Regions from separate parts of the Homo sapiens genome. Here all the other regions are linked to region 2. Evidence: chromatin loops called from intact Hi-C (ENCODE). Cell type or tissue: heart left ventricle. All regions are shown on one strand. Region 1 has its middle 120 kb from the start of OTOS. Region 2 has its middle 65 kb from the start of GPC1. Region 3 has its middle 140 kb from the start of GPC1.

Region 1 (8,000 bases), 110 kb after region 2:
TACTAATCAATAACAAAAGTGAACACCATTAGAAATCATTAGAAATCATAAGTCAGAAGGGCATACAATGAAATGCACAATGATATAGCTTTTCACACCCACTAGATGGTTAAAAAATTTTTAAAAAGACTGACAACACTTAATACTGGTGAGAATATAAACAATGAGAATTCTTGAACATGCTTGGTGGGGTTTTAAAATTGTACAGCCACTTTGGAACACTGCTTGGTCATTTCTTATTAAGTTAAATATACATCTTTCCTGTGACCCAGTAATTCTTCTAGATACTTACCCTAGAGAAATGAAAATACATATCCCCCAAAATACTTAAATGTTTATAGCAGCTTCACTGATAATAGATAAAAACTGGAAAACAAGTCACATGACCTACAACAGAAAATTGGATAAACAAAGTGATGGTATAGTCACACCATGAAATACTGCTTGGTAATGAAAGGGAACATGTGACAACATGGAGGAATCTCAAAAATACTATGTTAAGTGAAAGTGATACTGGGCAGGTGTGTTAGTCCATTCTCACACTGCTATAAAGAACTACCTGAGACTGGGTAACTTATGAAGAAAAGAGGTTGAATTGACTCACAGTTCCATGGGCTGTACAGGAAGCAAGACTGGGAGGCCTCAGGAAACTTACTGTCATGGTGGAAGGCAACAGGGAAGCAAACGCATCTTACATGGCAGAGCAGGAGAGAGAGAGAGCAAAGAGGGAAGTGCCACACACTTTTAAACCATCAGATCTCGTGACAAGTCACTCACTATCATGAGAATAGTAAGGGAGAAGTCCACCCCCATGATTCAGTCACCTCCTACCAGCCTCCTACCCCAACACATGGGGATTACAATTCGACATGAGATTTGGGTAGGGACCCAGAACCAAATCATATCATTCTGCCTGTGGCCACTCCCAAATATCATGTCCATCTCACATTTCAAAATCAGTCATGCTTTCCAACAGTCCCCTAAAGTCTTAATTTATTCCAGCACTAACTCAAAATCCAAGTCCAAAGTATCATCTGAGACAAGGCAAGTCCCTTCTGCCTAGTAGCCTGTAAAATCAAAAACAAGTTAATTACTTCCAATATACAATGGGATTACAGACATTGGGTAAATGCTCCTATTCCAAAAGGGATAAATGGGCCAAAACAAATGGGCTACAGGCCCCCTGCAAATCTGAAGTCCAGCAGGGCAGTCATTAAATCTTAAAGTTCCAAAATGATCTCCTTTGACTCTATGTCTCACATCCAGGCCACACTGATGCAAGAAATGGGTTCCCAAGGCCTTGGGGAGCTCTACCCCTGTGGCTCTGAAGGGTACAGGCTTCATGGCTACTTTCACAGGCAGACATTGCATGCCTGCAGCTTTTGCAAGCACATGATGCAAGGTGTCAGTGGATCTAGCATTCTGGGGTCTGGAGGACAATGGCCCTCTTCTCACAGCTCCATTAGGTAGGGCTCCAGTTGAGACTCTGTATGGGTTCCAATCCCACATTTCCCCTCTGCACTGCCCTAGTAGAGGTTCTCCATGAGGGCCCTGCCCCTGCAGCAGAATTCTGCCTGGACATCCAGGCATTTCCATATATCCTCTGAAATCTAGGTGGAGGTTCCCAAAGCTCAATTCTTGTTTTCTGTGCACCTGCATGCCCAAAACAACATGGAAGCCACCAAGGCCTGGGGCTTGCACCCTCTGAAGCAGTGGCTTGAGCTGTACCTTGGCCCCTTTTAGCCATGGCTGGAGCTGGAGTGGCTGGGGCTCGAGGAACCATGTCCCAAGGTTGCACAGAACAGTGGGGTCCTTGACCTAGCCCACAGAACCATTTTTCCCTCCTAGACCTCCAGGCCTGTGATGGGAGGGGCAGCCACAAAAATTTCTGAAATGCCCTGGAGACATTTTCCCCATTGTCTTGGCTATTAACATTTGGCTGCTTGTTGCTTATGGAAATTCTGCAACAGCTTGAATTTCTCCCCAGTAAATGAATTTTTCTTTTCAACCACACGGTCAGGCTGCAAATTTTCTAAACTTGTATGCTCTGCTTCCCTTTTAAATATAAGTTCCAACTTCAGATCATCTCTTTCTTCACACATATGAGCATACACTTCTAGAAACAGCCAGGTTACCTTTTGAATGCTTTGCTGCTTAGAAATTTCTTCCTCCAGTTGCCCTAAATCCTCTCTTTCAAGTTTATAGTTCCAAAGATCTCTAGGGCAGGGGCAAGATGCCACCAGTCTCTTTGCTAAAGCATAGCAAGAGTGACCTTTACTCCAGTTCCCAATAAGTTCCTCATCTCCATCTGAGACCACCTCTGCCTGGACTTCATTGTCTGTATCACTATCAGTATTTGGGTTAAAAACATTCAACAAGTCTGTAGGAAGTTTTGAACTTGCCCTAATCTTCGTATCTTCTTCTGAGCCCCCCAAACTGTTTCAACCTCTGCCCATTACCCAGTTCCAACATTACTGCCACATTTTCAGGTATCTTTATAGCAGTGCCCCACCTTCCTGGTATAAATTTTCTGTATTAATTCATTCTCACCTGGCTATAAAGAATTACCTGAGCCTGGGTATTTATGAAGGAAAGAGTTTTAATTGACTCACAGTTCTGCATGGCTGGGGAGGCCTCAGGAAACTTACAATCATGGCAGAAGGTGAAGAGGAAGCAAGGGATGTCTTAAATCATGGCAGAAGAGAGAGAGAATGAAGGGGGAAGCACCACACACTTCTAAACCATCAGATCTCACAAGTACTCACTCACTATCATGAGAACAGCAAGGGGAAGTCTGCCCCCCACGATCCAGTTACTTCCCATCAGGTCCCTCCCTGAAGACATGGGGATTACAATTAGAACTGAGACTTGAGTGGGGACACAAAGCCAAACCATATCAGCAGGTGAGCTACAAAATTGGGGCTTAGCCTGAGAGTGTTCTTGGCTTTGCCCAGGAAAGAATTCAAGGGTGAGCCAGTGGTGTTAGACAGCAAATGTTACTGAAGCGGCGGTGCAAGGCAGTAGCAGATGTGCTGCTCCTTTCAAAGCAGGGCTAGCCCAACAGGCAGTGTGCCCAGAGTAGTAGCTCAGGGGCAGTTCTGCCATCATATTTATACTCACTTTTATTTACATGCAAATTAACGGTGGATTATGCGGAAATTTCTAGAAAAAGGCTGGTGACTTCCAGGTTGTCAGGTCATCACCATGGAAAGAGGTGATGACTTCTGGTTGTTGCCATGACAATGGTAAAGTGACATGGCACTGGTGGGCCTGTCTTATAGAAAGGTGCTTTTGCCTCTTCCCTGTTTCATCCAGTCTTCAATCTGGTACACAGCTCAAGTGCCACTTCCAGAGTCAAGTCCCAACTCCTACCTCAAAAGCAGCCAAACAGAAAACAATCCTCTCTATGTAATTCTATTTATATGAAGTCCAAGAAAAGGCAAAACTCATAGATGCTGACAGAAATTAGGAAAAGTTTTGGGTGTAGGGGTGGAGATTGACTGGAATTTGACTGGAATTGGGCAGGAGAGAACTTTATGGAGCCCTGGAAATGCTCTGTCTTGATTGTGCTGCTGGCCCTGGGGATATAAAGTTACCAAGACTCATCAGATTGTGCCTTTGAGCATGTGTGCATTCTGTCCTATGTAAAATTTCCTTCCAAACAAGTGGTAATAACGAGGTCACCTGTATGTCCACAGTCTTGTAACTTGATCCAGTCACACAAGGCCTACTGGGATTTTCATGCGGGTCACAGCACCATAGACATACTCCACGGAATCATGTTAGCAGGTGCTCAGTGCCCAATCCAGGGTCTGGATTTGCTGCCGTTTATGTAACTCACCCCAAGGAAGCTTTGGAGAACAGAGAGGGAGCTGCCTCTTCCACAAAGTTCAAAAGGACCCTTCACTCTGCCTCTCCACATTCACGTTCACAGCGGTGAAAAATACCACACAGACCCTGGGCCATCTTCCTGTTTAATGGGGTCTTGAACGACACCTGACGTGAAGAGCCTATTGTGCCCAGCACCCTGATTTATTAGGCGGAAGCTGCAGGCCACCACTGGCCACACTTTGATCAAAAGAAGACAAAAGGAGGAGGTGCCCAGAGACAATCCCAGGTCAGGCTTCACTGTGATGAGCAGAGGGAGCCCTTGCAGGCAAACTCTTTGCAGGAATTCATCTCCAGGCAGCTGGCTCCACAGTGCCCAGACATGGTCACAGTTACTCCTCCAGAGGGCTCTGTGACCCCCAGCATGGGCCTTGGTGGGGAGAGCTCAGCTGTATCATGTGGGCTCAGTCCTTGGAATCAGGAACCAGCCTGATGACCCTCCAGGCAGGGAATTGACAGCTGAGGCCTGCAGATCACCTCTCTGGGACGTCACCCAGGGTCATCCCAGGTGGCCATGTGGCCTTCCCAGCTACGCCCAGCCTGGCAAGGTGCACCTACTCCAGGCTGCCATGTGAGAAAGGGGACAATGTCGTAGCGGTGTGGCAGGCCACCTGCCTTCTGCTGGGGCTCCGAGGTTTCCAACAAGCCTAGTGTGCGGTGAGCAGTGTGGGGATGGCTGCCTGGGTCACTGCTGGTCACAGGAGGCCAGGGCTGGCCCTGCAGGCCACAGCACCCCTCATGGGCATTCTCTTCGTCCTTGTTGACCTTTCTAAGCTCTGCCCCTCCTCTGAGTGCTCATTTCTGTGCTAAAATTATCTGGCAAATTCACTTCCACTCAGGCCTCAGAGGAAAGACGTGCAGCTCCTCCAGCAGGAGGGGCAACAGCCTGGGGTTTCCGGAAATCCAGGCTCCTGGCCTCTGACATGGGAGGGTGCCTCCAAGGGCTCTGGGCCTCGGAGTAGGTGACGTTGCACAAAGAAGTGAGATCCTAGCTGGGCTGCGAAAAACTTCCCATGGGATGTCCAGCTCAGGCCAGGAAGTCCTAGAGGGGTCCTGGAGGAATTGTGGGAGGGGCAGACTCAGGCGTGCAGACCACAGAGAGGTGAGAGGTGGGGGGTATTCTTGGCCTGGTTGAAGCCCCTCCCTGACGCCACTCTTATCTCAAGCTGGGGCTGAGGTAGGGGGCTGCGCAGCCCCAGGGCGCAGAGCCAGCTGTGTGGCTGCCTCAGTCCTTCAGCAGTGGAGATAAGTCACAGCGGCTGTTTCTGTTGTGTTGTCAGAGAGCAAAAATAGACTGTGTCTCCCTTTCCCAGAAGGGCCCTGGCATGGGCCTGGGCCAGGCTGCTGTCTGCCCTTGGCCTTGAGAAGAACGATGCCTGGCCGAGCGGTCAAGAGCATGAGTGGAGTTTGCCCGCTCCCCGCCTCCTCTTGCTCGTGGGGGAAACAAAAGCCTGGCTGGGGAAGGGCTCACTAGGCCTGCCCCTTCCATTCTCCCTCAGGGCCTCAGGCTGTGAGGGCGGTGGGGACCCCTGTACTCCACATCCAGCTCCATGGGGCCTCAAAGGTGGGGCTCCCTGGGAGTGCTGGGCTGAAGAGCCCTAGGACCCTGAACCAGACCCAGGGCAGGGTGGTCTGTGCTGCAGGGCTCGGGCAGGAGAGTGAACCCACACACACTCAGCCGCCTCCCAGAGCTCTCAGGGACACACAGTCAGCCGGCGATCAGCCTAGGGGAGCAGGTCTGTGAGGATGGGTGGGCTCCCTCGGGGAAGAGCAGCAGGGGCTCCCAGGGGCTCTTAGGGCGCCCTTGGGTGAGGGTGTCAGCCCTTTGACCTGCGAGCTCCAAGTGGAACTTGGCTGGAGCTGTTTCCATGGCCTAGGCGGACCCCCAGTCTAGCTAGCCAGGGTGAGGGAGGGTACCGGCCACACTGTCCAGCCCCCAAGTTCCGTTCCAGCTTCCACTGGATGAGATGGGGCACTGCACTGCACAGGGGCCACCCTCTCTGGACCAGATAGGGGACCCCGATGAACCTCTCAAGTGGAGGGACAAGGAGATAGAGCGGCTTGCTCTGCAGGGTACCACTCTGCCGTCTCCGTCTCTGAGCTGGAGCTGCTGTGGGCTGTCTCTCCCCAGGCCGGTGTGGACCCTGGTGCCTCCTTTATGGTATAGGGCGCTGTGAGTTGGGCAGAGCGGGCATCTTCCTGACCCAGGGCATGAGGGCTGCCCAGTGGGGGTGAGTGGGACTGCAGCTGAGCTGGGGTTTGGGTTCCCAACAGTGAGGGTCCCTGGTAGGATCGGGCGCTCCCTGTCCATATGGAAAGCAGACACAGTGCTCTGTCACCCAACAGGTGAGCTCTGTAGAGTGTCGGGGAGGCCAGCTGGGGCCTAGTGCATGGTGGTGTCACACACGCTGGTCTCCACCCGTTGGCACAGGGACCGGCCACCTCCCAAGCCCTGCTCCAGGTTCCTGACTCAAGCCCCTGGAGGAGGCCTGTGAGGAGACGGTCAGGGCCTCAGGGTCCCTGAGAGCCTGGAGCTCTGGAATCCGGAAGGCTGCTCCTTCACGTTCACCTGGCAGGGGCCAAGGCTGCTGTGAAGCTGAGGGTTTGGGGAATCAGCCTCCACTTCGGGCTGCGAATCCCTCGGCTCCTTCCCGCTCCTGGCTCTCCGCCGCCCCCGGCACCCCCATGTGTTTATGCCCCACTTATCTCCCGCAGCACATTTCGGAGGTGGATGTAAAGAAAATTCTGATCTTTTAAAATAGATTTCACAGGGGAGGTGGAAAGCGGGAAGGAAGGGATGAGTTTGTCTTGCGTTTGTTTTTAAAATAGGCCAGTGTGAGCCTGGTGTTTACGGTCGGCTGATGATGTCGCCACATCGTCCGTTCCAGCCCCCAGGACAGTCATTTCTGCTGAGCCCACGCACCATTTCTTGGCTTTTTGGTTCTCAAACCCAGGGCTGCGTGGTCTCACGATATTTGTGGTTGTGTGTGTGCGCACACGCGTGTGTTTATGTGTGTGCGTGTGTGTGCACGCGTGTGGAGGTGGGTGAGCTGGGAACGAAGCCTGCGGGGAAGCTGGGTGGACGGCACCACCCGCGTCACCCTCTATCCTGTGTGTGCTCACACGTGAGTGACAGGAAGTAGCTGGGCCTACAAATACTTGCCCTGGGTGGCTGTGGCTGGAGATGATTGGCCGGGGCTGGTCAGCATCTTAGGGGGCCACACCGCTCCGTCCAATGCGGGCCGAGTGGTCTTTGCGCACATGCAGCACTCAGGAAATCCGCACCCTGACCTGCAGCTGCATCGATTCATGAGGTCACTGAGGGGCGGCAGTTGGGCTGGAGGCTCTCGTGGGGGAATCCCATTTTGGCAGCTGGGTTTTCCTTCCTCTGGGCACCCCGAACTTGTATGGTCACTAAGCCCTGACCTGCTGCCTGCAGCACCAGGACATCACCCATGGACATTGTGGGGCCTGGTGCAGCTCTCCTGAGCACCAGGCTCCTGGCACAGGGGGCTCCTGGCCACCCAGAGCAGCAAGACCTTCCATGAGCTGCTCCCCATCGGGGACCAGTGAGCAGTGGGACCTCCCATGTGCTGCTCCACCATCGGGAGCCAGTGAGACAGCAATCTGATGACAGACTCACCTCCTGGATCCAGCTGTGCCTGAAACCCATCTACCCCTTACATTTTCTGATTCCATAAACTAGTCAACTGTCACATTGTAAGTTTTGAAACAGATGTTAGTCACTTGCACAGGCATGAATCCTGACCACCGAGCCATGGATTTGCCACAGGGGCTAGACTTGGAGCAACGGTGACCAGCAATGGTGGAGCAGGACGTGGAAGATCCTGCTGCTCACTGTCGCCCCTGATGGTGGAGCAGCACATGGAGGATCCCACTGCTCACTGTTGCTCCGAGGGTGGAGCAGCTCATGGAGGGTCTCCAAAGAGGCTGTCTCCATCTGCCTGTCTATCTCTGCTCTGCTTCCCCTTGGGTAGCTTCATTCTTGGGCACGCTGTCTCTCCAGGTAGACATGATGGCCATAAGAAGCTCCAGGCATAGAGCAACTCTCTATTTTCAATAACCTTCCAAGACTCTCAGGAATCAGAGTG
Region 2 (8,000 bases):
GGCCCCACCCCGAGGCCCAGGGATCCTGGAAGAGTGTCCTGTGAGTGTCCGAGGGCAGACTTGCCAGATGGATTCCTGCACTGGGGCTGGGAGGCGTTCCGAGTGCGGCTCTCCCTCAAATGACAGCTTGTGATAGCGAGGCCGGCTGCATCATTCCCCAGGAATTCCCCTTGGAACGCATGCTGGCTCCAGGCTGCTCCAGGCCCCAGGCTGGCATCAGACGACCTCGGGCCAGGCCTCCTCCCCATCCTCCTTCTCTGGTCCCTTGAGGAGGGGAGGACACTTCTTCCTGAGGGCTGCAGCTCCCACACAGGCACCAGAAGCTCAGAAGCTCAACTTGGTGACATCACTGGGGCCTGGCCATCCCTGAACTCATCCCTGCTGAGTGGGAAAGGGCGAGGGCCTCACAGCCATGTCCGCCTCTAAGCTGGGAGCCTCGGGAACCCCCAGGCCTGAGTCACAATGAGACCAGAAAGGCCAGGCAGGGTCAGCATGCCCAGCTTGCCCTGGTACCCCAGTCCACCTGGGTCCAGGGGTTGGGAGGGGAGGCCAGGAAGGGTCAGCACGTCCAGCTAGCCCCAGTACCCAGGCTCACTGAGGTCCAGGGTTTGGGAGGGGAGGCCAAGCAGGGTCAACACGTCCAGCTAGCCCTAGTACTCGGGTACTTCTCGCCCTCCCTCCTAGGAGCCTCAGCCTGGGCTACTTCCCAGACCCTTGTTTTTGATTCCTCATCTTGGTTCCAGCACCCCAGGGGCCCAGCCAGAGTCTGAGAATGAGTACTGTCCATCGAAGGGGCTACCACCCGTGCGTGTAAGAAATGGTGCAGCCTCTGAGTGCTGTGTCCCGGATTGTCACAGAGGCCGCGCACTCCAGCATCTGTGTCCAGGCCACCTTGTGTGTGTTTAAGAAACAGTGCAGGCTCCGTCCGAGTGCTGTGTCCCGGATTATCACAGAGGCCGTGCACCCCAGCACCCATGTCCTGGTCCCCACAGCACCTGCGCAGATGCTGGGCTCGGGCTGGTGGGCTTTGGTCTAAGGAGCCTGGAAAGCCCACAGGTCCAGAGACCTGAGCAGAGTGGTGGGCGGTAAAGGGGCCGGGGAAGCAGGTACAGACCCCTGCCGGCCCCCGAGACTCGGTCCGCTGAGGCTGCTGGGCTGGGACCTGCATTGGCCTAGAAGATCCAAGCTGAGGCAAGAAGCGTGGCCTGTCCATGGGGAGTATTATGGACTGAATGTTTGTGTTGCCCCAAAATTCTTTAGACAGGGTCTCCCTCTGTCGTCTAGGCTGGAGTACAGTGGCATAATCATGGCTCACTGCAGCCTCAAACTCCTGGGCTCCAGCGATCCTCCCACCTCAGCCTCCCAAAGCTCTGGGATGACAGGTGTGAGCCACCACGCCCAGCTCCCGAATTCTTATGTTGAAATCGAACCCCAATATGACGGTTTTAGGAGGTGGGGCTTTGGGCGGTGATGCGGTCACAAAGGCGCTGCTGTCATGAATGGGTCCCGTGACCTTGTAAGAAGAGGCCAGAGGGCTCCTTCCCCTTCCTTCTGCCGCTTTAAGGACGGAATGAGAAGTCGGAAATCCACAACTCAGAGGACAGCCCTCCCCAGACCCCGACCAGGCTGGCACCTTGATCTCCGGCCTCCAGCCTCTGGGCTGTGAGAAATAAACTCCTGATGTTTACAAGCCACGCAGTTCATGGGGTTTCCTTACAGCAGCCCCAACAGGAGTGGCCCTGGGGGGACCTCCACAGCCCACCCACCACTTCCCACCCTCCATGGCCCTGCCCTCCGTGCCCTGTCCTTCCCCATGCCCCTCCCCCCACCACAGCCCTGCTCCCTCCTTGCCGTGCTCATCCTCCACACCCATGCCCCTAACCACAGGCCTGCCCTCCTCTATGCCCCTTCACCCCTACCACAGTCCTGCCGTCTCCACACCCTGCTCCCTCCATGGCCTGGCCCCCCTCCACATCTTGCCCTCCATGACCTCCCCTCCTCCACACCCCTGCCCCTCAACTACAGCCCTGTCCTCCTCCGTGCTCCTTTTCCTGTCTACAGCCCTGCCCCCTCCATGCCCTGCCCCTCTGCCACGCCCCTCCCCCCACCACAGCCTGCTCTCGTTGCCCCCTCTTCCCATCCCTCCCACATCCCTCTCCCACCTGCCCCTCTCAGGGACTTGAGATTTCCTCCGCAAGAAACCTCTGTGGGGCTTCACCAGGCCTCTGCCCTACCCAGGCCTCAGGGTGGGTGCGCCTGGGACTTCAAAGGCCCAAGGAGGGCCCCAAACTGGCTCCTGCCCAGGCCCAGAGCACAGATCCTCCTTGTTCCCAGCCCAGGCCCTCCCCCAGCCCAGGCACACAGCGGTCTGGAGGAAACCCTCTGGTGGCCAGCCCAGGGGACCCCCACGCCCCAGCACCCCCACCAGGACCACTTCTGGGCTCCTCTGGGGTCCTGCAAGCTTGGCCCTGCCCAGGACCCTCTCAGGCTGGTGCTGGGCCAGTGTTCAAGGGTGGGTGAAGGGCAGAGAAGGGCACCTCTCTTATTTCTGGGGCAGTCATGGCTGCAGCAAGTTCCAGAAGCTTCTGCAGAGACTACCTGGTGAAGTCTCAGAAGACCCAGAGAGGCAGCCACCAACTCAGCCTAGAAACTCAGCTCAGACTGGCAGAGAGGGCAGCCCTAGCTTGGGGGCCCAGGCCAGCGGGGAAGACTCGGCCAGCCCCAGGCACGGCGGGCATCATCAGGACAAAATGCCAGGCTCCACGCCACCATCCAAAGTCCCAGAAACAGTGGCCAGCTGTCCAGGGCCCGCCACACCCGAGCCCACCTCGCCCTCACTGCTCTCCTGACTCCTGTCCTTCAACTCATTGGCCTGCTGTGGCTTCATTGTATCCCCAACAGGATGGATCCCAGAGCCCCGGGGCACCCGCCACTCAAGGCCAGCAGTGCTATGCCTCTGCGTCAGCCTCTGTATCTGCCTCTGCCTCCTCCCTGCCCCTCGGCAGCCTGCAGGGCCCCTTCCAGGGGAAGGCTGGATCCCAAGCAAGGGAAGGGAGCGCCTGTCTCTGCTCACACCCTGACCGGCTTGACATCAGAATAAGATTCAGGGTCCCCACGTGTGGCCATCCTCTGTCTGGTTCCCTCAGCGGCAGCCACACCAATGTCCTAGCTGTCCTCGGACCCCAAGCTGACCGCTGCTGCCCTGGGCCTTTGCCTCTGCTGCTAGCCTGTCGGGAGCACCTCCCCTGGTACACAAGGCTTCCTTGCCTGCTTCTCGTCCCTGGAAAGGCCATGGCCTCCCAGAGGCCCTCCCTGGTGTGGAACCGCCTTCCTCTGGTCATGTCCCCCACAGCATTTGGCTGAGCTGCAGGAATTTACTGTCTGTCCCTTAAGAGCTGTTTCTGATGCCGGGTCCCAGAAGATGCTTGTCCCCAGCTCCAACCCTTCCAGGGCAAGCCCCTCACCCTCTGTCAGCCATGGCGGGGCTTGGGGGCTGCAGGGAATACCCAGGGTCCTGTGGATGGTCCACGTGGCCCTGAAGCCTTTGCGGAGGAAACGTGAATTGCATCAGGAATGAAATGAAACGTTGTCACCCACTTCATTTTTCTTTTTTTGAGACAGGCTCTCACTCTGTCGCCCAGGCTGGAGTGCAGTGGTGCGATCTCGGCAACCTCTGCCTCCCGGGTTCAATCTCTTCTCCTGCCTCAGCCTCCTGAGTAGCTGGGATTACAGGCACACACCACCACGCCCGGCTGATTTTTGTGTTTTTGGCAGAGAAGGGGTTTCACCGTGTTGGCCAGGCTGGTCTCAAACTTCTGACCACAAGTGACCTGCCCGCCTCGGCCTCTCAAAGTGCTGGGATTATAGGCATGAGCCACTGTGCCTGGCTCACCCACTTCATTTTTCAATTGGATGTGGCGAATCTCTCCCGAGCCCAGCGTTGGGGCCCACAGGGCCACTGACTCCAGGAGAACAAGGGTCTCTGCCTTGTGTAGGTGGGGGTCATGCTGTCATTCCCCAACCCGTGGGGCAAATCTCCAGGGACTCTCAATGGGGAGACAGCACCCCCCACAGCTTGCAAAGTGGCCCAGGCCTGGTGAGGGCCGTGGCTGTCCCAGGGTCCATGGACAAGTCAGGGCGAGAAACACAGCAGCCTCCAGGCACCCGAGGGTGCTTCTGGGGCCTCAGGAGGAGCTGGGCTTTCTGCATGTGGGTGGCCCAGGGGCCCGTTACAGGCCCATCCCGCTGAGGGCAGCATTCCGGGTAGAGGCCCAGCAGGTGCGGCCACAGACAGCTGAGCCTTCCCGGGATGCTTGTGGCGTGAAGTCAGCTGCCCAACCCTGGCCACTGGCCGCACCCCAGGCTATTTTTGGATCCTGCAGCTCAGAGCCTGCCTTGCTGCTCCCGCCCCTGGAGCTCCTGGAAGTCTGGTCAGGAGTGTGGACAATGCCCCTCTTGTCATACATCTGCCCCTTCCCCACAGCCCCCACCGCAGGGCCACCCTCCTCCCCCAGACACAGCTGGTCCTGGCTGGGCTGGGGTGGGCTGCCTGGCTGAGAGGAGGCTGGCCTTGGACCGGGACCCTGGCATCACGGCAAAGCTGGAGACTCAGGGAGTCCAGGAGGCGAGAGGCTGCCAGGGTTGTCCTGGGCCGTGTCTGTGTCAGCTCGTGTCCCTCCAGGATAAGTGATCTTGGGCAAGGCACACCTCTCTCTGGCAGAGAGGGCTCTGGAAGGTTTTCCCAGGGTCCTCCTCCCTCAAGTCCTCCCATGCCCTGAGGCTGGTCCCTGAGGTTGTTGGTCGGGGACTCCAGTCCTTGCTGCTCAGAAAAGCATGCCCAGTGTCCCTCGCCCTGCCCAGTGTACGTCCAAGGCTGCTGAAAGAATGGAGAAGGCTTCCTTTACTTCTGCCTTCATTCCTTGGACAGATATTAAAACCTGCTGTGTCCAGGCCCTGACTGGGCACAGTGTTGGTAAATCAGGTCTGGTTCCAACTTCAAACAGGCAGCCCTGACCTTGGTGCAGGCAGCCCTGACCTGCAGGCATGTGGTCCCCCGACCTTAGATAGGATGCCCCCGACCTTGGACTGGGTACCGGTGACCTTGGAGCAGGCAGCCCTGACCTGGAGGCATGCAGCTCTCTGCAGAACCAGATGTGGGTGGGGGGGCGGGTGGGGGGGCCATAGTCACTCAGGGCTTGGGGATGGCTGCTCTTTGTTGGGCTGAGTGTAGGGAGGTGGGTTCCCAGCTTCAGGACCAGGTGAATGGGGGATGCAAGCGTGGGTGGGGCAGGTGAAGCAGGAAGGGCAGGTGGGGACAGGTCAGATGACTCTTAGCATCACGGCGGTGGGACCCGCTGTGGTGTTCTGAGCAGACACGAGACAGAAGCTGCCTTCAGGAAGTTTGGTTGCACAGACAAGGGTCAGGAGACTTTAATTTGTGCAGATGAGGTGCCCTGAGGGCATTTAGCAGCTGCTGGAAAGGAGGTGTGGGAGGGCTTATTAGGGAGACATTTAACCCCCACACGGTCGATCAATCGTGAGCCACCTGTGCCTGGATCCTACCTGTCAGAGACGCCTGAGTGGCCCCACGTTCCAGCCTAGGTCCGGGAGACACCTGACACCAGGAGTTGGCCCCAAGACAATGCTGAGAGCAGCTCAGACTCTGCCCGTGGAGTGGCCTGACCCTGGGCACAAGGTGATGGGCCTTGCCAGGCACGGAGCCAGAGAGCAGCCAGGGTTGCCTGTGCCCAGCCTGTTGTGCAATGCAGTGGGGGACAGAGAATGCTCGCTGCAGGGGAAACAGGCCTGTCCTCTCGTGCCCCCAGGCTCTGCCCTGGGTGCCCCTGAGCTTACTCTGTCCCCAGGCTCTGCCCTGGGCACCCCTGAGCTCACCCCACCCCTCCAGGCTCTGCCTGTCTTGGCTGTTTGTCTTGGTATAACAAAATTACCATAGACCTGGTGGTGTAGAAACAAGAGAAATGTATCTCTCACAGTTTGGAAGTCGCGAAGTCCAAGATGAAGGTGCTGGAAGACTGTGTCTGGTGAGGGCCGCTTTCCATAGACAGTGCCTTCTCGCTGGGTGCTCCCTCTGTGGAAGGGGCGGCCTCTTTTCTAAGGGCACCAGTCCCATTCACGGGCCTCCACTCTCACAACCTAATCACCTCCTAAAGGCCTCACCTCTGAATATTACTGCACTGGGGGACAGGTCAACATGTGCATTTTGGGGGAACACACATATTTAGATCAAGCTTGTCCAACCCGAGGCCCGTGGGCCCCATGTGGCCCAGGGTGGTTTTGAATTCGACCCAACACAAATTCATAAACTTTCTTAAAACATTATGAGTTGTTTCGTGATTTTTTTTGTTTGCTTTAGCTCGTCAGCCATCGTTAGTGTTAGTGTATTTTATGTGTGGCCCAAGACAATTCTTCTTCTAATGTGGTCCAAGCCCAGGGAAGCCAAAAGGTTGGACAACTCCTGATTTCGACCATCACACCTCCGTAACAGCCAACCCCTGAGGTCCAGCCTAGGGGTGGCTCTGGGAGTTGGTGGCCGGAGGTCCACACAGTCTCAGTCCCACTCAGGCCCCCGAGCAGCTTGTAGGGGCTGTGCCCAGCTGGGCCCCTTCCAGCTGGGCCTCCAGGTGCGGCCACACCCATGTTTCTAGGGAGGCATGGGGACACAGCGGTGGCTCTCCACTCTAGCAAGGAGCCTCGTGCAGCACCCGTGCCCAGCAGGATCCTCTGGCTGCAGAAACAGCAAGGGACTCCCCTCCCTGCGTAAGAAGAGGCGTCCGCGGGACCCAGGCCGGATGCCCGTGGAGAGGGAGGAGCCAAGCCGGTGTGGGGCTCCGCAGTGGAAAGCAGTGGGAGCCTCCCATGGGTTCTCTGCTGGGCTGCATCACCCCAACCCTCTCAGGAGGGGAAGCCCTGAGCCCCCCTTGAGGGTTGATTGTGCCCCACAGCAGATGTCAGGGGCTGTGACCAAAAGGATGCCTGGGCCAGGTAGAGAAACCTGGGAGATGGCCCCGTCTGAGGCACAGCGCACGGTGTCTTCATCCTCCTGTGTGGACTCTCTGGGTTCATGGAGGAGCCCTGACTTAGGGCTGGGGTTAAATGTGCCCCCCAACCCCTCCCTTCACCCCTGCTCAGCTGAGTCCCCTCTTCTTGGCCTTGCATGGCAGCTGGGCCAGGGCTGAGGCTTTTGGGCCTTTTGGGTGATTGAACATCCAGCCAACATTAACGCTTCACTTCCAGTCCCGCAAAACACCCATCGCTTTCCCTCCTTGCAGCACAGGGAGAGCAGCATCCCCACTGCTGGGGAGTGTGCTTGTGTGTGCATTTATGTGTGCATGTGCATGTGCATTCGTGTGTGTGTGCATTTGCATGTGCTTGTGTGCCTTCATGTGTGTGCATTTGCGTGTGTGCATTTGCATGTGTGCGTGTGTGCATTCGCGTGTGCGTTCACATGTGTGTATTCGTGTGTGCATGTGCGTGTGCCTTCGTGTGTGTGCATTTGCATGTGCATGTGCGTGTGTGCATTCGTGTGTGTGCATTTGCATGTGCATGTGTGTATTCGTGTGTGCATTCACATTGTGTGCATGTGCATGTGTATATTCGTGTGTGCGTTCACGTGTGTGTATTCACGTGTGCATGTGCGTGTGTGCATTTGTGCGTGCATTCATGTGTGCATGTGCGTGTGCATGTATGCAGGTGCATGTGCGTGCATGCTGGGGTGGTTTCTGGCCTCAAGACATCCCCGCTCCCCCCTCTTCAAGGCTCAGCCCCTCTGGACGGCTGTGTGTGGGAAACGGGTGGTGGTCTTCACTCTCCCCAGGCCCCTCTGCCGACAAAGTCTCCTTCAGTCCTGCCAGGGCTCCCGTCACTGCCTGGTCCCTCTCCATGGAGTGTCAGCTAGCCTTCCAGATGATCCCTGCGGCCTCTGGGTGGGGGTGTCCCTGAAGGCCAACCCAGGCTCTCCAGGGTCTTCCCCTGCCCGACAT
Region 3 (8,000 bases), 72 kb after region 2:
AACAAGGATGGTGGATCTGATCCACGGGATGCTGTACTCTCCTGGAACAAGGGTGGTGGAAGCAATTGGTCATTGCCAAGAGCATCAGGCTGGGCACCTGAATACCTAATGCGATGGCAGGACAGCTTACAAAATCAAGGGCATCAGAAACCCTGGACTGAGGATTTTCAGCCACAGATGGAAAGGCAACCTGTGAACGTCTTGCTCTCTGCTTGTGGTGCACACTTGATGCCTGGCCTTGGAGTATGGAGAGTGAGAGCCACTCTGTGTTGGCAGATCTCTTCTGCAGGTTTAGGGCTCAGGTTGGCCTCCCCTACTCTGCTGTGCACCATCTGACTTACCGAGGGTCTCCATCTCCTTCTCGTAGTCTCTGGCTTTGACAACCTTAGAAAACAGCTAACGAAGGAAGAGTCAGTGGTGACCAGGGGCTCCCTTTTGAATCAACTAATTGTGATAAAATATTTGACCTGGTTTCACTAAAATATGAGAAGACCGTTTTTATTCCCAAATGGTGGGCCCCAGCAGGTTCCTCCCCCTGGCCTGGCCCTAGCCCCCATTGCCCCCAGGACACAGTGAACACTCACAGCAGGCACACGGGCTGGCCACGATCCTGTCCCTGCTGGTGTCTCTGATTTCCTCATTCCTGCCCCCAGCTTACCCTCCTCCCTGGCATGCAGAGCCATACGTGGTCCTTTGAAGCTCTGTGGCCTCCGAAACTTCTTGTCCTTGGTAGGGGCTGTGCTCTGTACCCGGAGCCGCTTCTCTCCCTCCCCTAGCGGGTGTCCTGCACTCCCTCCTGTCGGAACTGTTAACGCTCAGCCGTCATCAGGTCCTCCCAGCCCCTGGGTTCCTGGAGGGCAGAGCCTGTGTCCAACTACCTTTGCCTTTCCAGCACCCACCCCAGTGCCTGGCACAGAGCAGGTGGCATGAAGTGAGTATTGGGTGGACATATGAATTACCAACAAAAAGAGAAGGGCAGTGGGAAAGGACGGGTTTTGTCCCAGGCTGGGGAACGTACTCATCAACCCTTGTGTGTGCTGGTAAATGTTGAACAACGGACTCTCAAAGAAAAAACAAAGTCCCCTATTTCTAGTGTTTGCTGATTCCCATGGTGTAAACACTCCTGGCATGGCTGACTTCAAGCTGATGATGCAGAGATGGGAAGAGGACAGTGGGCTCTCATGAGCTGGCACGAGCTGGCTCAGGCACACGCTGGCGCTGGGTCAGTCCCCTGTGCCAGGCCCTGGGGGCTGTTTCTCCATCTGTCGACTGTCCTTCGAATGAGGCCCCAGGGAGCTGTGAGTTCCAGGCCCAGGCATACTCCTTGTTCATGAAGTGGATAGGACCCTGAGCTGGAAAAGTCAGGGCAAGCAACTGAGATCGGCTCCCAGAGAGTCGGGAAATGGCCACAAGACCAAAAGCCATGGCTGCGAGGCTGTGTGCTTCAGAAAGTGGCCCTGAAGTGTCCATTCTGGTCTGAGACTGGATTCAGTGTTTCCAGCCAGACTGGTCTCCCGTTCTCCTGCTGTGGCCTGGGACAGGCCCAAGTGAGAACATCTTGTGCTGGACCACAAACTCAGCCTGAGCTCCGGATGGCTGGGAGGGGCCCCCAGCCCTTCCTCAGAAGGCTCTGGCTCACGTCACAGGCATGCTCTGCCTTTCCCGGTGCCCTCGGCACCCCCACCAGTGTCTGGGGCATCGTTTTTGTCTATCTCCCTTCCCCTGATCCCGAGGCCCAGACTCCCGCCTGGCCTGTCAGTCAAAGGCTCCCTGGCCAGGCAGGGTGCTGTTCTGATGCCTGAGGACCCACCGTGCAGCAGGAAAGGGCCGCTCACTCCCATCCAGACAATTGCCCAGGAATGCAGCTGGTGTTGGGCTCTGTGCTGGCTCTGGAGACTCAGCCAACACCTGCCTCCTGGGGGTCATGGTTTTGGGGTCTGGGAGCCTGCTTTCACAGTTTATGAGGCAGCTCACACACAGCCACCAGGTGCACGATTGCAGGAGTCAGAGGGAGACTGGGGAGCATGAGAATGACAAGGGTGCTGTCACAGGCCAGGGCCCAGAGTTAACTCGTCCCTGTTGAGTGGCAATCAGCATTTAATTTGCTTTGCCACCCGCCCCACTTCTCTCTCTCTCTCTCTCCTCTCTTTCTCTCTCTCTCTCTCTCTCACACACACACACACACACACACACACACTCACTTACTCTACCATTTTATTACTGCTGCCTGAGATGGTAGCTATGGATAAAGATAGAGCCCTCCACTCAGAAACACTTTTTGAGGCTGAAGTGAAAGAACTCCCACTTCAGAAATTACAGGGAATGTCTGTCTTCTAGGTGGAGACTGACCAGGCATTCGAGGCAGAGCCCCCATGTCTGCAAGGGCCGCCCTGTGGGACCCTTGTCTCCCAGCTGGAAGCCACCCACATCCTGCCTTGGGGAGAGCTGTCTGCAGGCTGGTGACGCGCATGAGCTGGCTTTAGGCTGGGATGGAGGCACACCCTTTGAACACACTTGGCCGGCGGGGAGCTCAGCAAAGGGACCACACTGTCTTGGTGTTTTTTCTAAACCTGAGTTCGGAACCCACTGCCCTCCTTCTTATTTTTGGAGGGGTGTGCATCCTAGCGCTGGTCCAGGAGATGAGTGGCCCAGAGCCGAGCCTGTCTGGTGGGAGGCCTGGGTGGGCCTGGCCACTGTGACGTGGCTTCAGCAGTGACAGTGATGGTCTCATTCAGGGGACCACAGAGTCAGCAGCACCCCCTGGAGGGAGAGGATGGGCTTTCTGCTGTCCCCCTGGAGAGAGGGTCATGGGGAGGAAAAGGCTCACGGTGCCCTGGGAGGGCACTGCCCAGTGGGCCAGCCTGAGGTGGGCCCTGACCTGGGTGTTTTCAGGGGTGCTGGAGTGGGAGGCAGGGGAGACACGAAGGGCCTGAGGAGGAGGCTGCCTGGACAGGTCTGGAAGGCATGTCTGGGTCCCCAGCTGATGAGGTCGAGGGAGCTCCACGCTGTGCCCCCTGTAGCACCATGCCTTGCCAAGGCCCTCATCAGCATCCAGGCAGGCTGAGGAGCCCGGAGGAGGCCAAGGGCAGAGGTGTGGCCAGGAGGTCACAGGTGCCAAGACATGCGGCCAAGGAAGGGACAAGGAAGCTGGGTGCAGCCCCTGCAGGAAATGCCCAGAAGGCCTGGACGGGGCAGCTCTGGGGACCGTTTCTGGACCTCAGACCAGCAGGGCCCATCCACAGGATTCCAGACCAAACAGGAAGTGTGTGTAGCCTGGTTCTGGGACCACAGCCTGTCAAGCGGAGGACACTGAAGAGCAGGCCACGGGCTGCACTCCTTGGACTCTTGTTTATGTTCCTTTTGCTCCTTAAATTAAAATTGGACACAGCCTGTGCAGAGGGTCACTTAGAATCACGCAGAGGCCACGTGCACACACGACCGTGTGCTTGCAAATGATCCTGCATGGGGGGCTTTGAGGCCCGGTTTGCCCCTTAGACAGTGCCAGTGCCTGGAATTTATATTTGTATTTCTATCTCTGTTATTTATGTTCATGTGCTCCCCCCAGCAAAGCTAAGACAGGAACTGGCCTTTTGAATCACATGGGCACCATCCTGACTTGACTTGGAATGTTCTAGAACAGGCCTGCCAACATGGAGACCGAGTCTCGGTAAGGGAGCTGCAATCAATGCTGCAGAGCACCTGTTTTTCTTCCAGGTCTCTGAGGTGAGCAGGGCTCGTGTTCCGACACTGCTTCATGGTGGGCGTTGTAGGCAAATCCCCTGAAAAGGTTTTTCTTTCAGAAAAAGAAAGACTTTATTCCATTGAGCAGTCTGCAAACCAGGGAGACGTAGCCTTTGGCATGAAACAAAAGTGTGTTCTGAGAGAAGAAAGAGAGGGGACGTCATTTATAAAGTTCCCACCCAGGTTCCCACTCTGGTCCACTATGAAAATGCGGGATACAAACTTGCTGAGCTCTGATTGGTTGGCACAGGCGACAGCCCATGGTTGGGTCCAGATGGATTTCCCAGGAGTGGTGGACAGGAACAGGCAGCTATGGAAGCCCCAGAGTGCTGTGAGTGTGGGGTTTTCTGGGAGCGCACAGTATGTGTGTGGCCTTTAGTCAGCAGATGGTCTCTTGGCTCTGTTTTGAAATTAGGCCCAGTTAGCCATGCGGGGTCCATCTTCAAGGACTGGCTCTTCCAGGGTTTCCTGTTTAAGAAGCTCTTTCTTCCTTTGTTCTCATCCTGCTGCAGGCTTTCCCCCAGGAAGAGAGCACCCGCAGAGAAGGTGTGGCCCCTCTCCCACTCCCAGCCCCTCCACGTCCATCACCCTGCAGACCTCACTGGCTTGGCAGCGCTCCTGCTTTCCCTGGGCAGTCATTGGCTTCTTCTGCCCCATGAAAGTCCTTGAGTCCGTCTACTCAGATCTGGCTCAGGCTCAGAACCACCCCAGAGAGACCCTTCCTGGAAGCTGGGCTAGGACCCCAGCCAGGAGCAGCCCTTCCCGAGAGACCCCGAGGCCAGGTCCATGCCTGCTGTCTGAGCACACTGTGGGCCCAGGCTGGGCACAGAGAAGGGGTAGCCTGCCAGGCCCCCATGTGGAGCAGGAGGAGCCCCTGAGAGAGAAGATGCTGCAGGGGTGGGTAACTCCCAAGGGGTGACTGGCAGTGGGAGCTGGGGAGGAATGAGCCCCGGCCTCATGGCTTTTGTGCCTGAGGACAGACACCCTTTCCTAGAGATGGGGGAGCACTGAGAAGCTCAGAGGAGCCTGTGCGGTAGGCAGGCTTCGACCCAGGCCTCCCTCCTGGTTCCCTGAAGACAGAGGGAGCCCTGGGGCCCAGTCTGCCAGCCCTGCTCAGGGCTCACAGTCAATCTGTTGAAAGGAGATTGAGCACCTGACTCAGAGAGTGGGCCGTCAGCACATGAGCAGCGAGGCTGTGGAAGGCTTGGCCTGAGGGGCAGATGCCAAGCCCGTGTCCTCGCTTGCTGTGTCCTGGGAGCCACTCACCGCCTCCTTGCTGGCTTAGCTTATGCTCCTGTGAGCCTGGAGGAGGGCGCCTGCGCGTCGGGTAGCAAGGGTGCCCACTGCTGCAGGGACACACACTTCTTAGTGATGGCGAAGCTGCCCCAAGGATGGCAGATGTTGCTTCATCCCACAGGAGGAGACAGGGAAGCTTGGCTGCAAGGGTGGGGTCCTGCTTGAAGCCCCCACCTCACCTGACATGCTCTGCAGAGATGGTGCTGGCACTGCCAGGTGCAGGGCAAGTGGGATCCATGCAGGAGGGGTCGTGGCCTCCAACTCCATCCAGCAGACCGTCCCCAACAGTGCACGCGTGAGACCCCGCCGGACAGGGAGCTGTCCCTTTGGGACAAGGCCACTCCTTTGGGAAGGGGGATCACCCACAAGCAGCTCTTTTGGGCTGGTCTGTGGCAAGGGAGAGAGGTGGATGGGAGGCAGGAGAGAGGCAGGTGGCCCCTCCTCAGCCCGGAGCCCCCCCGGTCCTCTGCACTGACACAGGGATGGTGCCAAAGGCAGGGCCTGGGCAGAGACGGGTGGCCCCAGAGCAAGACCCTCCCACTCTCGGGAGGGTGTGGTCTTCAGGGCAGCCCACCCAGCCCTCCTGGCCCTCCCTGCCCCAGCAGTGGGAACGGGCCCAGCGAGCTGGCAGCCACTTCTCATGAATATGCATTGGTGAGGCCTGCTCCTTTGTGGGCCCCTATGCTCACCCCCTCCACCCCCCACCCCCAGCACTTATCTCTGGCGGTGAATAGGGTGCTATTGTGGGCAGGGCTGCAGAATTTTAATGACTTGCAAAATATAGTTAATTATGTAAAAAGACATCTTCTGCACTTTTTCATGTAAATGAGACAAATTAATTGGTGTTCAGTAGTTTTGAGAGCACCCGGTCCCAGGAGGGGAGGAGGGGAGACCTTGATGGTTCTGAAGAGTAGGTGCTTGCCAGAAAGAAAGGTAAGAAAGGAGAAACAGAGAGGGGTAATTTCTGATCCATTTAGTTAATCCCATCACTAACCCCGCCCGGGTTTGTAACTCAAACCGTGAGAAAGCTCGGGCCTTGTGTTCTCGACGCTGCTGGGAGTCACCGAGCAGCTCAGGACCTCGGGTAGGGGGGCTGCCGGGAAAGGTGCTGGGGGTGGATCAGAACAGCCGGGGGCACTCTCTCCCTTCACCCCGCTGGACCCCAGCCAAGTTCCCAACAGTGGCCCTGAGGGTTGGCGACACTGCTGGCCACTGTGGGGGCTGGGGTGGGTGGTGTCTGCAGTGGTTCCAGGTGAGTCAGAACATTCGAGTCAAATAACATGCCACTTCAAAGGACTTCAATAGACAGTCTCCAAAGGAGACGCTCACACGGCCCATGAGCACAGGGAAAGCACTCAACATCATCGGTCAGCAGGGAAATGGGAATGAAAACTGTAATGAGATTCCGCTTCATCCACCGGGATGGTTGGAGTCAAAACCTCAGGAAGCAAGAGTCTCAAGGGTGTGGAGGAGCTGGAACCTGGGTGCGCTGCTGGTGGGAGTGCCAAACGGTGCAGCCGCTGTCAAGTTTGGTATTGTCTCCAAAGGTTAAACAGAGTTACCGGATCAATCGAACAACTTGTCCCTGGGCGTCCTGGGGGTCAGATTCCTCAAGTGTGATCAACACTGTGGGTCAGATTCAAACTTCCTATTTTTAGTGGTGTTATTTTTTAGAAGATTTTCATTCCACTTCTCCCAGGGGAGAAACATTTATGTCAAGATAGCCTGCAGCCTGGGATGGTCAGTGCCTCAGATCCGCCAGCCGCTGACTTCTTGGAGCCGTGTAATCTGCTGTCTATGGCTCCTGGATGTTCGTCACATCACCAGCCCCTATGGTGGATGGTAAGACGCCAACGCAGACACGGCTATTCCTGGAAGTGCGTTTGCTACAATTGTCAATCATCATGGATCTCGCTTCAAAAGGAGTCTTTTTTGGAAAAATCTGCTGTTTCATGTTATCTCTCGGTGTGCATGCTCAAAACATCCAGTCCGTTGGAACAGATGTGAAACACAATTCAAGGGCATGAGAGGTGTTCACGGTGAAGAGTTAGACTCATATGTGGCTGAATTTACCTGGTGTGATCGCTTTGGAAAGAATGCTTTCTATTCCCGGTTATTCCGCATATGTCAGAGCAATTTTCTGTTAACTAATATGATGTTTTGGCTTTTGGCTTTAGTAAGTTTTAGTAAAAACATCCAGGGACAAATTCTTCCATTGAATACCTCTGAGAGACACATTGTTCAATTGATCGGAATTACCACACGACCCAGGAATTCTACTTTTGGGTCTACAGCCCAAAGGATTGGAAACAGCGTTGGCAAGAGATATTTGCACCCCCTTGTTCATAGCACTGTTGGAAATCATCAAACGGTGGAGACAACCCACATGTCACTGGGTGCACGGAAAAACAAAACCTGGTGCATCCATGCAATAGGACATCAGCCACAAAAGAAGAAATTTGGACACAGGTCACAACGTGGGTGAACCTTGAAGACATGATGCCAAGTGAAATGGGCCAGTCATAAAAAGACACACACTGTAAGATGCCACTTACATGAGGTGCCTGGAGAAGTCAGATTCATAGAGACAGAAAGTAGAAGGGTTGTTGGCAGGGGGCTGGGGGGATGGGGACTGGGGAGTTCATGTTTAACAGGGGCAGAGCATTTGTTAGGAAATATGGAAAGGGTTTTAGGCACCGATAGTGGTGACGGCTGCACAACACTGAGTGCATTTAATGTCACTAAACTGTCCACTTGCAAATGGAATCATTCATTTTGAAAAATCTGCCCCTTATCGAGCATTTGCTGAGACCCTTGTCCAGGCCTGTGCCTGGCTGTGCAGTTGGGGAGGCAGGAGGAGGGAGTGAGGACGCCTTTGGCCTCCTCGTGTGACTGCCCCGTGGACAGCCCTGACTGGTCTCTGGCCCCTGCAGTGAAGGCACGAACAGCTTTGGTGCACGGCG

Evidence for each region. A loop is a pair of places that touch in the nucleus more often than their neighbours do. Peaks named below come from ENCODE experiments on the same cell type or tissue, not always from the same donor. Only the 100,000 strongest peaks of a DNase experiment are listed, where the experiment ranks them.
Region 1: a loop joins it to region 2, with 2.0 times the contacts of the local background. A loop is called at or near these places in 19 of 110 quality-filtered maps.
Region 3: it touches region 2 in a loop (5-fold over the local background); 4 of 110 quality-filtered maps call a loop at or near these places.

What each region holds. Positions count from the first base shown.
Region 1 is chr2:240,256,553-240,264,552 of GRCh38, reverse strand. No RefSeq gene overlaps it. Among named protein-coding and RNA genes, the nearest start is that of OTOS, 120 kb to the right of the region's middle. RefSeq lists enhancers at 3,815-6,613, 7,927-8,000. In heart left ventricle, a CTCF peak has its summit at 4,775; a DNase peak (open chromatin) is centred at 5,242; H3K27ac peaks cover 2,811 bases.
Region 2 is chr2:240,366,606-240,374,605 of GRCh38, reverse strand. No RefSeq gene overlaps it. Among named protein-coding and RNA genes, the nearest start is that of GPC1, 65 kb to the left of the region's middle. RefSeq lists enhancers at 24-578, 4,087-4,976, 1,029-6,044. In heart left ventricle, a CTCF peak has its summit at 4,182; DNase peaks (open chromatin) are centred at 95, 4,335, 4,557, 5,705 and 1 weaker place; H3K27ac peaks cover 4,532 bases.
Region 3 is chr2:240,294,318-240,302,317 of GRCh38, reverse strand. No RefSeq gene overlaps it. Among named protein-coding and RNA genes, the nearest start is that of GPC1, 140 kb to the left of the region's middle. In heart left ventricle, a CTCF peak has its summit at 4,845; DNase peaks (open chromatin) are centred at 2,922 and 4,977; H3K27ac peaks cover 270 bases.